Linked DNA regions of Homo sapiens: region 2 is linked to region 1. Evidence: chromatin contacts called from ENCODE Hi-C or POLR2A ChIA-PET data. All regions are on one chromosome and are shown on one strand. The core of a region is the stretch at or near the end of the contact, and the rest is flanking DNA. Distances in the headings are between cores, read along the strand shown.

Region 1 (6,491 bases), core at 1,227-3,726:
TTAGGACCCACAGGTTGTAGTAGTGTAGTAGTTAGAAGACAGACTTGGAAGTTAAAACAAGCCAAGGTTCAAGCCCTGACTTGGCAGCTTCTTGCTGTGTGATTTTGGGCCAGGCATTTCCTCCTTGTTTCTTCGTCTGCAAAAGGGTGATGTTCCAGGTCAGGAGATCGAGACCATCCTGGCTAGCACAGGGAAACCCTGTGTCTACTGAAAAATACAAAAAAAATTAGCCGGGCGCTGTGGTGGGTGCCTGTAGTCCCAGCTACTCGGGAGGCTGAGGCAGGAGAATGGCGTGAACCTGGGAGGCGGAGTTTGCAGTGAACAGAGATCGCGGCACTGCACTCCAACCTGGGAGACAGAGTAAGACTCCGTCTCAAAAAAAAAAAAAAAAAAAGGGTGGTGTTGCCAGAAGCCAGGAGAGGATGAGGAGGTTGTAGAAGCAGAGTGCTTACAAGCAGGAAAGCAGAGTTTCAGCTGGGTACAGTGGCTCACACCTGTCATCCCAACACTGTGAGAGGCCAAGGTCGGCGGATCACTTGAGGTCAGGAGTTTGAGACCAGCCTGGCCAAAGTGGTGAAACCCCATCTCTACTAAAAATACAAAAGTTAGCTGGATGTGGTGGTGGGTGCTTGTAATCCCAGCTATTTGGGAGGCTGAGGTAGGAGAATCGCTTGAACCTGGGAGGTGGAGGTTGCAGTGAGCTGAGATGGCACCACGGCACTCCAGCCTGGGCCACAAGAGTGAAACTCTGTCTCAAAAAAAAAAAAAAAAATAGAGCTTATATTCTTTTTTTTTTTTTTTTTGAGACAGGGTCATCTCGGAGCTGATGACTCTGAGTTAGCACCATCTCGGTTCACTGCAACCTCCACCTCCTGGGTTCAAGCAATCCTCCCACCTCAGCCTCCCGAGTAGCTGGGACAGGCACACGTCACCACACCTGGCTAATTTTTGTGTTTTTAGTAGAGACAGGGTTTTGCCATGTTGGCTGGGTTGGTCTTAAACTCCTGACCTCAGGTGATCCGCCCAGCTCAGTCTTCCAAAGTGCTGGAATTGTTCAGGCATGAGCCACCGTGCCCGGCCAGGTGTTTATTTTCTAAATCCAAAATTTTTTATCAGATCTGCTCAGTTTTAAGTAACATCCTCAAAATCTATTTTGCTCTTCTGTTTTCTAACTTGGTAAGAGGTGTTTTATAATTATTTTCCAAATTACACTCAAACACCTTCCATCTGTCCAAAGGTGCTGGAGAGTCATGCCTGTGAGCCCTGGGCACCTCCTGATGTCCTGCGAGGTCACGGTGTTCCCAAACCTCAGGGTTGCCCTGCCCCACTCCAGAGGCTCTCAGGCCCCACCCCGGAGCCCTCTGTGCGGAGCCGCCTCCTCCTGGCCAGTTCCCCAGTAGTCCTGAAGGGAGACCTGCTGTGTGGAGCCTCTTCTGGGACCCAGGTGAGTTCCCTGGTACTGCCCTGCAGCCTGTGTGGGAAGGGGGGTGGTCTATCTTTCTGACCTTCTCTCCCAGCCCTGGGACTGGAGAGGACAAGATTAAGCATGGGGATCTTTCCTTTCTTGGCCAGACTTCCAGTAAGGGAGGTTGTCTGTTCCTCTAACCAGAAGACTTCTTTGAACTGTGACGGTTTTATATTCCTCACTTGGTAGAGGCAGAACGTTCATCTCAGCCAACCCCACGCCCATCTGGAGTGTACTTCCCCGGGATGATGGCCCCAAATGGAGGCACCGGCCTCTTCTTTTTGCCTAAACCACTTCTAGAAACCTTTTATAAACCACAGGCCTTAATGTGTATCTTTAAGTCACTGCTGTTTTATTCATCATCAGCAACTGACTTTGAGACAGGTCTTCTACCTTATTAATTTTAAAAGAATTGGGATAATTTATTAAGTTGCCCCTTAATAGCACTTCATACTATTTTAGCTTTAATTTCTTCACTTTTTAACAATATGATTCATTAAAAGTCATATTTTAAATTAATTTTTAACTGTTTGCAGTTGTATTTCATGTAAATATTTATTGACTACCCTTTAAAGCATAAATTTTGAATATTATTAGATATCAACAGCCACATCTTAAAAAAAAAAAAAAGCAAGAGTTTTAATTTAAAAAGAGCCTTGATATAAATGATTTTCAATGGACTGAAACCAAACCAAAAGTAAAATGGGTCATTTAAAAAAAAAAAAAAACCCTTCCCCGTGCGCTGGAGTCTCCCGGGTCATTGTCGGGGAGCGCTAGCTCATGGTGATCTAGGAATGACTCGCTAATTGTTTGCCTTTCTATCCCGTGCATCTTAACCTGGCTGATGGATGATGTTGGGTTTGGATCAGCCATGAGTGTGGAGCTGAGCAACTGAACCTGAAACTCTTCCACTGTGAGTCAAGGAGGCTTTTCCGCACATGAAGGACGCTGAGCGGGAAGGACTCCTCTCTGCCTGCAGTTGTAGCGAGTGGACCAGCACCAGGGGCTCTCTAGACTGCCCCTCCTCCATCGCCTTCCCTGCCTCTCCAGGACAGAGCAGCCACGTCTGCACACCTCGCCCTCTTTACACTCAGTTTTCAGAGCACGTTTCTCCTATTTCCTGCGGGTTGCAGCGCCTACTTGAACTTACTCAGACCACCTACTTCTCTAGCAGGTTAGCAGCTCATGAACTCTTGAAGTTCATGAGATGAACTTAACTCTGGGTTCAGTGTCTGTGTTCCTTTTTCTTACTTTATTTGTATAGAGATAGGGTCTTGCTATGTTGCCCAGGCTGGTCTCGAACTCCTGGGCTTAAGGGATCCTCCTGCCTCGGCCTCCCAAAGTGCTGGGTTTACAAGCATGAGCCACCACACCCAGCCTCTGTTTCTGATATTTGAAATTTAGTAAGACAGATTTTAGCTAAATTGAGGGAATACCTTTACAGATCTAAGCTCTCATTTCTGCTATCACCTGTATTTGATCATCTTTTGGCAGATTTTTTTCCCCATTATATGTGCCAGATTTAAATATCATGTTCCTATATAATATAGGATAGATTATTTTTTGGATGAATTTTCGTTGGACAGATGGTAAAGATGAAAATGGCAGCTGGGCACAGTGGCTCACGCCTATAATCCCAGCACTTTGGGAGGCTGAGGCGGGCGGATCATTTGAGGTCAGGAGTTCAAGACCAGCCTGGCCAACATGGTGAAACCCCATCTCTACTAAAAATATAAAAATGAGTCAGGCGTGGTGGCAGGCGCCTGTAATCCCAGTTACTCAGGAGGCTGGGGTAGGGGAATCGCTTGAAACCAGGAGGCGGAGGTTCCATTGAGCCAAGATCACGCCACTGTACTCCAGCCTGGGTGACAGAGCAAGACTCTGTTTCCAAAAAAAACAGAAAAAAGAAAAAGAAAATGGCTAGTCTTTTTGCTGCGAGGCTCTGATGCCAGTACCTGTAATAACAACAGGAAAAGCCGGTCTTTAGGGCCAAGGAGAGGGTGTGACTGATGGCCCCACCAGCATGTCTGCCTACCCGGGCCTGCTCCGGGGCAGCAAGGCCAATGGGGGCCAGAATTCCAAGTCCCTCCTTTCCCCTTCCCTGCACAGCTCTCTCCAAACCTTAGAAATCACCCAGGACACTATGTTCAGTTTTCTTTTATGGGTTCAGTGTTGGTTAAGAATAAAGCTGGTCAGTCAGTAAGTGGAATTCCATAAGCCTGAATATTTTGGTAATAAATAGCAAATCCATATTAACCACCAAGAACATCCTAATAGCATTTATCAAATGGTAAATAGCACTACAAGGATGAAGCTGGAGGATTGCTTGAGGCCAGGAGTTCGAGACCAGCCGGGTGTTGGTGGCATGCACCTGTAGTTCCACCTACTCGGGAGGCTGAGGTGGGAGGATCACAAGCCCAGGAGGTTGAGGCTGCAGTGAGCTGTGATCGCACCATGGCACTCCAGCCTGGGCAACAGAGCAGGACCCTGTCTCAAAAGAAACAAAAAAAATTTTAAAAACTACTGCAGAAGTCACAGTGCACATAAAAAGCATGTCATTGATCTTACATTCACCAAGGAACAAGTTGGGCTCCAAAAAGACTATGCTCTTTGGGTTTTTTTGGTGTTTGTTTGTTTGTGGCAGAGTCTTACTCTGTTGCCCCCAGGCTGGAGGGCAGTGGCACGATCTTGGCTCACTGCAACCCCCGCCTCCCGGGTTCAAGCGATTCTCCTGCCTCAGCCTCTCGAGTAGCTGGGATTACAGGCGCCTGCCACCACGCCTGGCTAATTTTTGTATTTTCAGTAGAGACGGGGTTTCACCATGTTGGCCAGGCTTGTCTCGAACTCCTGATTTCAAGTGATCCACCTGCCTCGGCCTCCCAAAGTGTTGAGATTACAGGCATGAGCCACTGCACCTGGCCAAAAAGACTATGCTCTTTGGATGTGCAGGGTAGAGGATTGAGGGTGGGCATGGCACAGGCCTTGTACCCTTCCCTCCAGGGGTGTTTGGAGTTAAAGTGGCACAAAAGAAGGTGAGAGACATGGAGGAAAAAGGGTCCATGGCTTTTCCCCAAATCCCCACTCTGCGTGTTTCTATTGCGCACCCACACTCTCTGTCTTTGGTCTGTAACTAGCACTGGGCGTCCCTTTCAGCAAGACGATGGCTGTGCTCAGGCAGCTGGCGCTCCTCCTCTGGAAGAACTACACCCTGCAGGTGCGTCCAGACTCTGGAGGGAGGTCAGCTGCGTGCCTAGCCCAGAGGCTCCTGGGGATGCCCTTGAGGGAAGGGCTGTCTGCATGCCCCTGCTTCTGCCTTGCAGCCCATCACCGTGCCCTATTGTATCTCTTCCAGAAGCGGAAGGTCCTGGTGACGGTCCTGGAACTCTTCCTGCCATTGCTGTTTTCTGGGATCCTCATCTGGCTCCGCTTGAAGATTCAGTCGGAAAATGTGCCCAACGCCACCATCTACCCGGGCCAGTCCATCCAGGAGCTGCCTCTGTTCTTCACCTTCCCTCCGCCAGGAGACACCTGGGAGCTTGCCTACATCCCTTCTCACAGTGACGCTGCCAAGACCGTCACTGAGACAGTGCGCAGGGCACTTGTGATCAACATGCGAGGTGAGACATGCCGGGGCTCTCGGTGCCAGGCCTAGTGGTGCCTCCACGCGGCTGGGCAGGCAGGGGTCGAGCCCAGGATGTGCGAAGCAGCTGGGTGAGGAGTTCACCCTGTGCAGACTTGGCCTCTGCTTCTTCCCGCATCACTACTTCAACCTGTAAAAGGCACTGCTGTTCCTTAAACCTCTGCCTGCCTGCGAGTAAATAGCAGTCTCTCCTTTGGGTCCGATAGCACCATCACAGTCCCCACCAAAGGGACCCTGGTGACATTTTAACCCATGGGGCAGAACAGGTTAGAAAATGCACCTGCCTGCAGTTGCCCCAGGCTCCTTTCTGTTCCCTCATTTTATGAAAGACATTACTGGTCTCCAGGCCTCTGTGAACAGAGTCCAATAAGATACATAAGGAAAGTAGCAGATATTTGGGACTTAAATACGACCTGGCAGAAAAAGGGAAAAAAGAAAGTGAGGTTTTTGCTTGCCTGATGGCCCTAAGACTAGGAAGCCATCAAGCCCATCTAGCATCAAATCTCTTCTCGGCGGCTGAGCCACCCAAGGAATCCCCCAGCTTCTCTGTGGCCATGCCTGATTGTACAATGGGACCAGGGCTGGCCGCCCACCTGTGCAGAGCTGTGAGGACCCCGGGGAGCAGCAGGTGCAGCAGCCTTAGCAGTACCAGGCCCTGGAACTGCATCTGATGGTCAGTAGGGTGGACAGGACTTTACAGGGATGCCTGGGTGGACTTGAGCCAGGGAAAGCCCTTCTGTGACAAGGGCAGGGCACAGTTTGACCGTGTGGTGCCAAGAACCTTTTCTGGGACGTGGTTTTGGGTGGGCAGCTCTGAAAACAGTGATGAGAAAGCCTGAGAAGGGAACTCCCACTGTGAGTGCTGCTCACCGTTCCTAAACCCTTGCTGTCGGGATGAAAGCTGTCCTCCATTTTCCCCTCCTCATTTGGGCATTTACCTCCCGGGCTTTAATTCCTTGTAGCAAATACTCAGAGGAAGTGCCTTGGTCCCTCACAAAATGACGACAGTAAAACCCTTTCTGAATTGTTAAGGAGTGTCCAGATGATAGAAAAAGCCTTTGAGACACTCTGAGTTAGCATCCACTCCATTTGTAAAAACACACCATTCTGGTTTTGAGAAAGAGAAGCCACCCCGGGCTGCAGAGCCCACTGCAGGGTGGGTGGTGGGTTTGCTCCCCTGGGCCTTGCTGCAGGCGCTACCCGGAGCCTCCAGCTCTGCTCCAAAAAACCCGCACCAGGAGAACTCACTGCCTGGGGCTCTGACCCTGCCATTCTGCCCTCCTTGATGGCAGCTTGTCTCTCTGCCAAAGATGAAAGCTGCCTTGAGTCTCAGGAAGGGTTTACAAAGCCCTAGAGGATTTGCCGTCTTTCATCTGCCAGTGACCT
Region 2 (7,403 bases), core at 1,774-4,273, 37 kb before region 1:
AAGAGCGGATTGGCCCATGGGCCTTCAGTCGGGAATGTGATGCTTATTGTGAAGGACAGAGGATGCACAGGTGTCAGTGTTGCCCCAGTACTTCTCTAGGAACCTGGGGTTGCCAGAAGCGAGAGTTGGGCAACGCAGGCAGATCCAGGGAGTACTGGGTGCCAAGTTTTAGGTGTTTGCTCTGTCAGGTGCAGTTAGACCCCTTTGCATGGGAGAGAGCAAGCAGATGCAAAGCAGCCACTCAGCAAGGCTCTCTCCTTCACCCTCAACAGAGGGTGACAGAGCAGAAAGTCAGCATGGCTCCCCAAGAAGAGAGGACTATGGCAGCCAGGAGTCAGGACCTGGCTTTGGGACCACATGCCAGCCCTTGGGACAAATAGGAACTCCTGGAAAAACTCCAACCTTCTGGCATTAATTTTCTGTCCTCTTATCCTGAATGACAGACAGGGAAAAGGAGATTTTCCCAGACTAGAAATGCAGATAGGGAGATTCATGAGAGGGAAAGGGAGAGGGCCAGCCAAGACCAAGAGGCCTGAAGAACAGGAACTGGGATTCTGCACCAGTGTTGCAGATGGGGCAGGGAGGATGGAATAAGAATCAAGGCAAGATCTAAAAGCATCAGTCAGAGTAAATAAAATCAAAGTGAAGCATCAGCCAATGAACAGGCCAGAAAGAGTTCAGGGATTCCCCCAAAGCAGGAACAGACTCTTTGGAGCTGCACAGACATGCAGAGAGTCCCAAGAGTGTGGATGATTATCTTCTGTTTCTTCTTCATTAAATTAAATGAGACGGATGAAATGCAAAGGATACAGTCAGTGGAGATTGTAATGGAGGCATGTTAGACATAGATCATACAATATGACATGCGTGTTGAACAGGACATGTGTTTAAAAAGATAGAATAGGGCCAAAAGTGGTGGCTCATGCCTGTAATCCCAGTAGTTTGGGAGGCCGAGGTGGGCGGATCACCTGAGGTCAGGAGTTCGAGATCAGCCTGGCCAACATGGTGAAACCCTATCTCTACTAAAAACACAAAAAATTAGCCAGGTGTGATGGTGGGCACTTGTAATCCCAGCTACTCAGGAGGCTGAGACAGGAGAATCGCTTGAACCTGGGAGGTAGAGATTGCAGTGAGCCGAGATTGTGCCATTGCACTCCAGCCTGGACAACAAGAATGAAACTCCATCTCAAAATAAAATAAAATAACCAAATAGGAGTGGTATTTGCAGGTGGAAAAGGGAAGCCGAGAAAATCTTAAACATGCATAAAGCACAGATCATGTTTCCTCCATGATGACAAATGTCACTGCTAAATTGGCCACCCACTGGTCCCTGCACTCCTTGTTCCAGTAAAATGTTTCCATCCTTCCTCCAAACAATTCAATATTGTTACAATCAAATCCATAACTACTGTTTTTACTTGCTCTAGAATGTAAGCAGTTTACTGAATGTCACATTTCTAAATGTAACTCCTTCAACCTCTTCTGAAATGCTAGTTTATGTGCTGGCAGCAAAACAAACAAAACAACAAAAGTGGCCATGCTCTTTTTTTTTTTTTGAGACGGAGTTTCGCTCTTGTTGCCCAGGCTGGAGTGCAATGGCCCAGTCTCAGTGCACCGCCACCTCTGCCTCCCAGGTTCATGCAATTCTGCCTCAGCCTCCTGAGTAGCTGGGATTACAGGCATGAGCCACCACACCCAGCTAATTTTGTATTTTTTGTAGAGATGAGGTTTCTCCATGTTTGTCAGGTCTCGAACTCCCTACCTCAGGTGATCCACCCGCCTCAGCCTCTCAAAGTGCTGAGATTACAGGCATGAGACACCGCGCCCAGCCACGGCCATGCTCTTAACACGCACAAGCTTCGGGGCTTTCTCACCAGGACTTCCCCCAACAGCAAATGGAAATTCCCGGGGTTCTTGGCGTGGATTGGGAGGGTAAAGAAAGGATGTGCACCAGCCTTCTATGTCATCTTGAAAAAATATATTCTTCCCCAGTATAAAATTCTTCTGAAAGTAACTGAAGCGCAATTGATACTTAACCTATGAAGAACAAAGAGAAAACAAATTCGGTTATGAACTCCTGAAACTCAGCAAAGGCACAGGACAGAACAAATCTGTGCTTGATGTCAGCTGTAACAGGATGAAGGATGCCCACACTGGCAGGTGTCCCCTGGGAGACCATGCTGCAACAGTGGTCTTCCCTGTGTACTCTGGAAATTCTCCGTGGTGCAAGCCTGGGAAACATACAGCCGCTCCTGAGCCCCCTTCAGGAATGGTGTGCTGCAGAACAGTTCAGAGCAAGGGCTCTGGAGCCAGACCACCCAGATTCTAACCCCAAATCTCCTACTGAATAGCCTTGACACCTTGGGCAAATTACATAAACTTCATTCCTCAGTTTCCTCATGAGTAAAATGGGGATATTAACAACGTCTACCTCATAGGCTACAGTAGGATTGAACCAGATGGTATCTGTGTTGCCTAGCATTAATAAATGCTTGAAAAACATTGTTGGTTATTTTATTAACATGTCTCTCTCCATCTACCAATAGCCCATGCAACTTCCAACAATTAATCATCAGATACACTGTACAACACAAAAGCTATACATGAGTGGTTTTCCCATCCCAGAACATAAACCAAATATTCCCATGTTTACAACATGAACTTTTCCTTAAACAAACTCACACTCATACCATATCTGAAGTCCATAAGATTATTAGTAATGACAACAATAACTAATCCTTCTGGAAAGTTATTTTGTTCCAGGCTTTGTTCTAAGCACTTTATAGGCATAAAACTCTTTTAGCCCTCACAACAATAAGGACACCGAGGCCCAGAAATGTTTTTCCAAGGTTACACAGCTGGTGAGTTGCAGGGCTGGAATGCAAGTCTGTGGAGGCTGATCTTGTAGTCTGCATCTGTCATCAGGCAGTTTAATATACGCCATCCTGTACCCTCAGGATAAAGGCTTGCTCACAACAAGCCTTCTAAAGAATTTGAAAACTGGAAGGGACCTCAAAGTCTAGGTTGTAAGACATGAAACACAGGAGCCCTTGCATATCTCCTTTGGAAATAAGATGACAAAGCTGCCACAGAGAAAAGCCGGGGGCAGGTCAGCCAACAAGACTGCAGAAGGAACACATGCTCAAGTCTCGGCAGCACAGTACAATTGTTAGAGAAAGGATGTTCTTACCGCAAGTGGCAAAGATCCATTGCTGTCATTGACGCTGTGGTCAAAAACAATTCCTGCCAATATGTAGAAAGCTTTGGGATCATCAATTATATAACGTTCAAACAAAGACACTGAAGAACAGCCTAAAACTACAGAGAGAAAAATCCCATCAGTGAGTGGCTGGTGTGAAGGCAAAGGCTACCCAGCTGCCCGCTTTCTACTTAAGGAGACTTAAGATCGACAGCTGACTGCTCCATTAACTCCAGCATTCGTTCTGCAAATACACGAGCAGAGAGAGACAGAAAATAAGGGAGGTAAGTTAAGGGACATGAATCTCATTATTTCAAGTCATAACTTTAACTGGGAAGTCTATAGTCCCAAGAACTGCTAGCAACTATCTTGGGGCATCAAGAAAGTAATGCTAAGAAGGAAGAGAATTTAAGTGCTGATCACATGATCTGAGACCTGGATCAAGCCTTGTGGTTTTTCATTAAAGAATGAGTTTTGTTCTTGTAGGAAGTTTAAGTTCACTTTTATCCTTTCAAGGCTTGTTTCTAGCCTGAGTTTTACATGTTGATTATTTTATTTTTCATTTCTAGAAGTTCTAGTTCCTTTTTTCTCCCCAAATTTGCTAGGTGACTATAATGACATGCTACCTATAAATCCTTTTACGTTGTCTTTTATTTCTTCAAACCAGCTAAACATAGGGATTTTATAACACGAGACTAATAATTCCATTATCTGGAATCTTTCCAGGTCTGTTTTTGCTGTCTGTTGTCATAGTGATAATCATCCTTGGTGTCCTGTTTCCTAGTATGTTTGCTCACTGACCTTGATACTCTTGTGGTGAGTCTTGAGATACAGAAGGAGGGTACATTATTCCAGGAAAAATATATATTTGCATCTGTCAATCTGAGTCCCACTGTCCCACTTCACAGTTCGAGGGGTTTTTCTTTTCTTCTTTCCTTCCTTCCTTTCATTCCTTCCTTTCCTTCCTTTCTTCCCTTCCCTCTGCCCTTCCTTCTTTCCTTCCTTCCTCCCTCCCTCCCCTCCTTCCCTTCCTTCTTTCTTCCCTTCCCCTCCCTCCCTCCCTCCCTTCCATCTTTCCTCCCTCCCTCCCTCTCTCCCTCCTCTCCTTCTTTCTTCCTTCCTTTTTTTTGACAGCCAAGTGATGTGAATTTGAGCTACAAATCTCAGAGCTAGGACCCTCCCTGCTGTGCTCAGTTCCAAGGCAACATTCAGGCAGTCGGGGGCATGTTTACATCCAGCACAACCTTACATTAAGTACCACCACTACAATGTAAGCATATGGGGTCCTAGATTTAAGGGGAGATAGTCTCATGATATACACCCCACCTTGAATGGGACTTAACTTTTTCTTCTTTCCCTCTGTGCCTTACAAGTCTATGAAAACGAGCATTCGATTTCCCCTAGTATGATGAATGTTTGATCAAAAGCAGTTTAGGGCCTCCACTGATCTCTTTGGGTTCTTTCCTTCATCTAGATTTTTTTTCTTTTTTTTTTGAAATGGAGTCTTGCTCTGTCTGATCTCGGCTCACTGCAACCTCCATCTCCAGAGTTCAAGTGATTCTCATGCCTCAGCCTCCCAAGTAGCTGGGATTACAAGTCGCACCACCATGCCCGGCTAATTTTTTGCATTTTTAGTAGAGACAGGGTTTTGCCGTGTTGCCCAGGCTGGTCTTGAGCTCCTGAGCTCAGGGAATCCGCCTGCCTCAGCTTCCCAAAGTGCTAGGATTACGGGCGCCACTGCACTTCAGCCTGGGCAACAGAGCGAGATTCTGTCTCAAAAAAAAAAAAAAAAGAAAGAAAGAAATTTCATAATCTCATATGTATAAGGTAACTGAATTAGAATACATAGTATTTTAGGATACCAGACAAGCATGAAGCACAACTTTCTTTTCTTTTTTTTTTTTGAGATGGAGTCTTGGCCTGTCGCCCAGGCTGAAGTGCAATGGCACGATCTCGGCTCACTGCAATCTCCACGTCCTGGGTTCAAGCCACTCTCCTGCCTCAGCCTCCCAGGGAGCTGGGACTACAGGTATGTGCCACCACGCCCGGCTAATTTTTTTGTATTTTTAGTAGAGATGAAATTTCACCATGCTGGCCAGGCTGGTCACAAACTCTTGACCTCAAGTGACCCGCCCACCTCGGCCTCCCAAAGTGCTGGGATTACAGACATGAGCTACTGCACCCGGCTGAAGCACAACTTTCAAAACAGTGATTTCCCCACATTTTACCACTGAGGGCATTTTTATTTTTTATTTTTTTAGAGACAGGGTCTCGTTCTGTTACCCAAGCTGGAGTGCAGTGGTGCAATCATAGCTCACTGTAGGTTCAAGAGATCCTCCCACCTCAGCATCCCAAGTAGCTGGGTCTACAAGCATCAACTACCATACCTGGTTAATTTTTTATTTTTTGTAGAGACAGGGTTTCACTATGTTGCCCAAGCTGGTCTCAAACTCCTGGAACTGAAAGCTTTTAAAAGAATTATCCTCACTCAGGCTGGGTGCAGTGGCTCATGCCTGTAATCCCAGCACTTTGGGAGGCCAAGACGGGCGGATGACCTGAGGTCAGGAGTTTGAGACCAGCCTGGCCAATAAGGTGAAACCCCATCTGTACTAAAAATAGAAAACTTAGCCAGGCGTGGTGGCGGGTGCCTGTAATCCCAGCTACTCAGGAGGCTGAGGCAGGAGAATTGCTTGAACCCGGGAGACGGAGGTTGCAGTGAGCCTAGATCTCACCATTGCACTCCAGCCTGGGCAACAAGAGCGAAAGTCCATCTCAAAAAAAAAAAAAAAGGAAAAGAAAAAAAAAATTATTATCCCCATTGAGTGGCACTGAAGCTTGGAGGGAAAAATCTCTATTCACTTTATGCCCTATATATTATTAGAATACTTTTACAATAGCATGTAGAGCAATTATAGTAATTTTGAAAAATTTCTCCTATAAACTACATATTTTGAAGAATGCTATCTACCTAACTACATTAATTTATTCAATAAATATTTATTGAGCACCTACTATGTGCTAGGTACTACAACAGGCACAGTGATGAACAAAACAGACATGGTTCCTATGCCCTCATGGAGGTGGAGTCTAGTGGAGAAAGGCAGACAATACACAGAAGCAAGAAAGTGAATATATATGTAAACATTTATTAAAATTCCCTTTTTGATAGAAAGTATAAAACAGGGTTCTGTGACAGAGAATAAGGCAGAGGTGAGAAACCTAAAACCGATTTAGCTGCTTTCCTAGGCATCAGTTCAGCTGAAACGTGAAGACTAAGAGGGAGCAATGCACAGGGAAGGCTGAGGGCAAAGCACTGTCAGAAGGAACACCTGCTGCAAAGGCCCTATTGGGAGAAAACCTCATGTAGCTGCTTTCTAGGAAGTAAAAGACCAACATGACCAGTGTGTGGGAGCACAATAAAGAGCCAAACTAGATAAGACTGGGAAAAAAGCAGGGTCAGAACCTGGAGAAGAGCTGGTTTTCTTTCAGGGCAATGGGAAGCCACTGAAGGGGTTTAAGCTAGAGACTAGCTGGATCCTATTGAGCTTTTGAAGATCTTTCTGCCTCCACACGGAGACTGGATTAGAATGGGACAAGAGGAGAAGCAGAGACCAGTTAACAAGTTAGAAGCTATTTCAGACCCTCTGACTCTCTGAATGCCTTCCATTTTTTATTAGAGACATATAATTGCCAATCAGACCTTTGGATTAATATGAGATAATAGGTGTCATGATAGTGAGTTAAAAACAAATACTTAACATTTAACATTTTAATTAGCCTTGAAGCCTTCTGACATATATAGACAAGACTCCATATGTTGTTTGAAATAATAAAAATATCTCATGGACAGCTTCCCCCCAACTACCACCTCATAGGCTCTTTAGAATTTGGAGACACTAGATTTAGAATCACTACTGTAAGAACTCTCGGGGAAAAACTTCAAACTGTACTTTATAAAAATGTCCTCCCGATCCTTACCCATATTTACATCTAACCTTCAAACTCAACATCAAAGATCTGTTCCACCATTTCGGTGACAGCCTTCAATGTTTCACTTATAGAAGGGATATAAACTAGTTGAAATCTATTTTTCAGGAAAATTGTAGAAGTCTGGCAACAAACTGATATCAATTGCATGGCAGCTAGTAGCAGGTCTTTTTATTGGAGCACTACTAAAACGAAGATACAATACAATGCAGAAAAT

The links. A loop is a pair of places that touch in the nucleus more often than their neighbours do. ChIA-PET counts read pairs that join two places held with the same protein, here RNA polymerase II (POLR2A). Pooled maps may share reads with other maps.
Region 2: a map of CD4-positive, alpha-beta T cell shows a loop between it and region 1 (3-fold over the local background). The contact joins two enhancer-like sites. A Hi-C loop is called at or near these places in 2 of 168 maps with a recorded cell type or tissue (CD4-positive, alpha-beta T cell and breast epithelium) and 2 of 50 pooled maps. POLR2A ChIA-PET finds 5 or more read pairs at or near these places in 1 of 52 experiments (endothelial cell of umbilical vein).

Annotation. Positions count from the first base shown.
Region 1 is chr16:2,324,601-2,331,091 of GRCh38, reverse strand. ABCA3 (ATP binding cassette subfamily A member 3) reads left to right here. Exons shown (of 33, transcript NM_001089.3): 2 at 1,238-1,444; 3 at 2,335-2,639; 4 at 4,600-4,679; 5 at 4,818-5,082. The coding sequence starts at 4,626. Among named protein-coding and RNA genes, the nearest start is that of ABCA3, 13 kb to the left of the region's middle. Within about 2 kb of position 2,476, at least 2 of the 41 ENCODE cell types and tissues checked have a DNase peak (open chromatin) inside an H3K27ac peak, as active enhancers do.
Region 2 is chr16:2,361,596-2,368,998 of GRCh38, reverse strand. It overlaps the pseudogene ABCA17P. Among named protein-coding and RNA genes, the nearest start is that of ABCA3, 25 kb to the right of the region's middle. RefSeq lists an enhancer at 1,725-2,074. Within about 2 kb of position 3,023, at least 2 of the 41 ENCODE cell types and tissues checked have a DNase peak (open chromatin) inside an H3K27ac peak, as active enhancers do.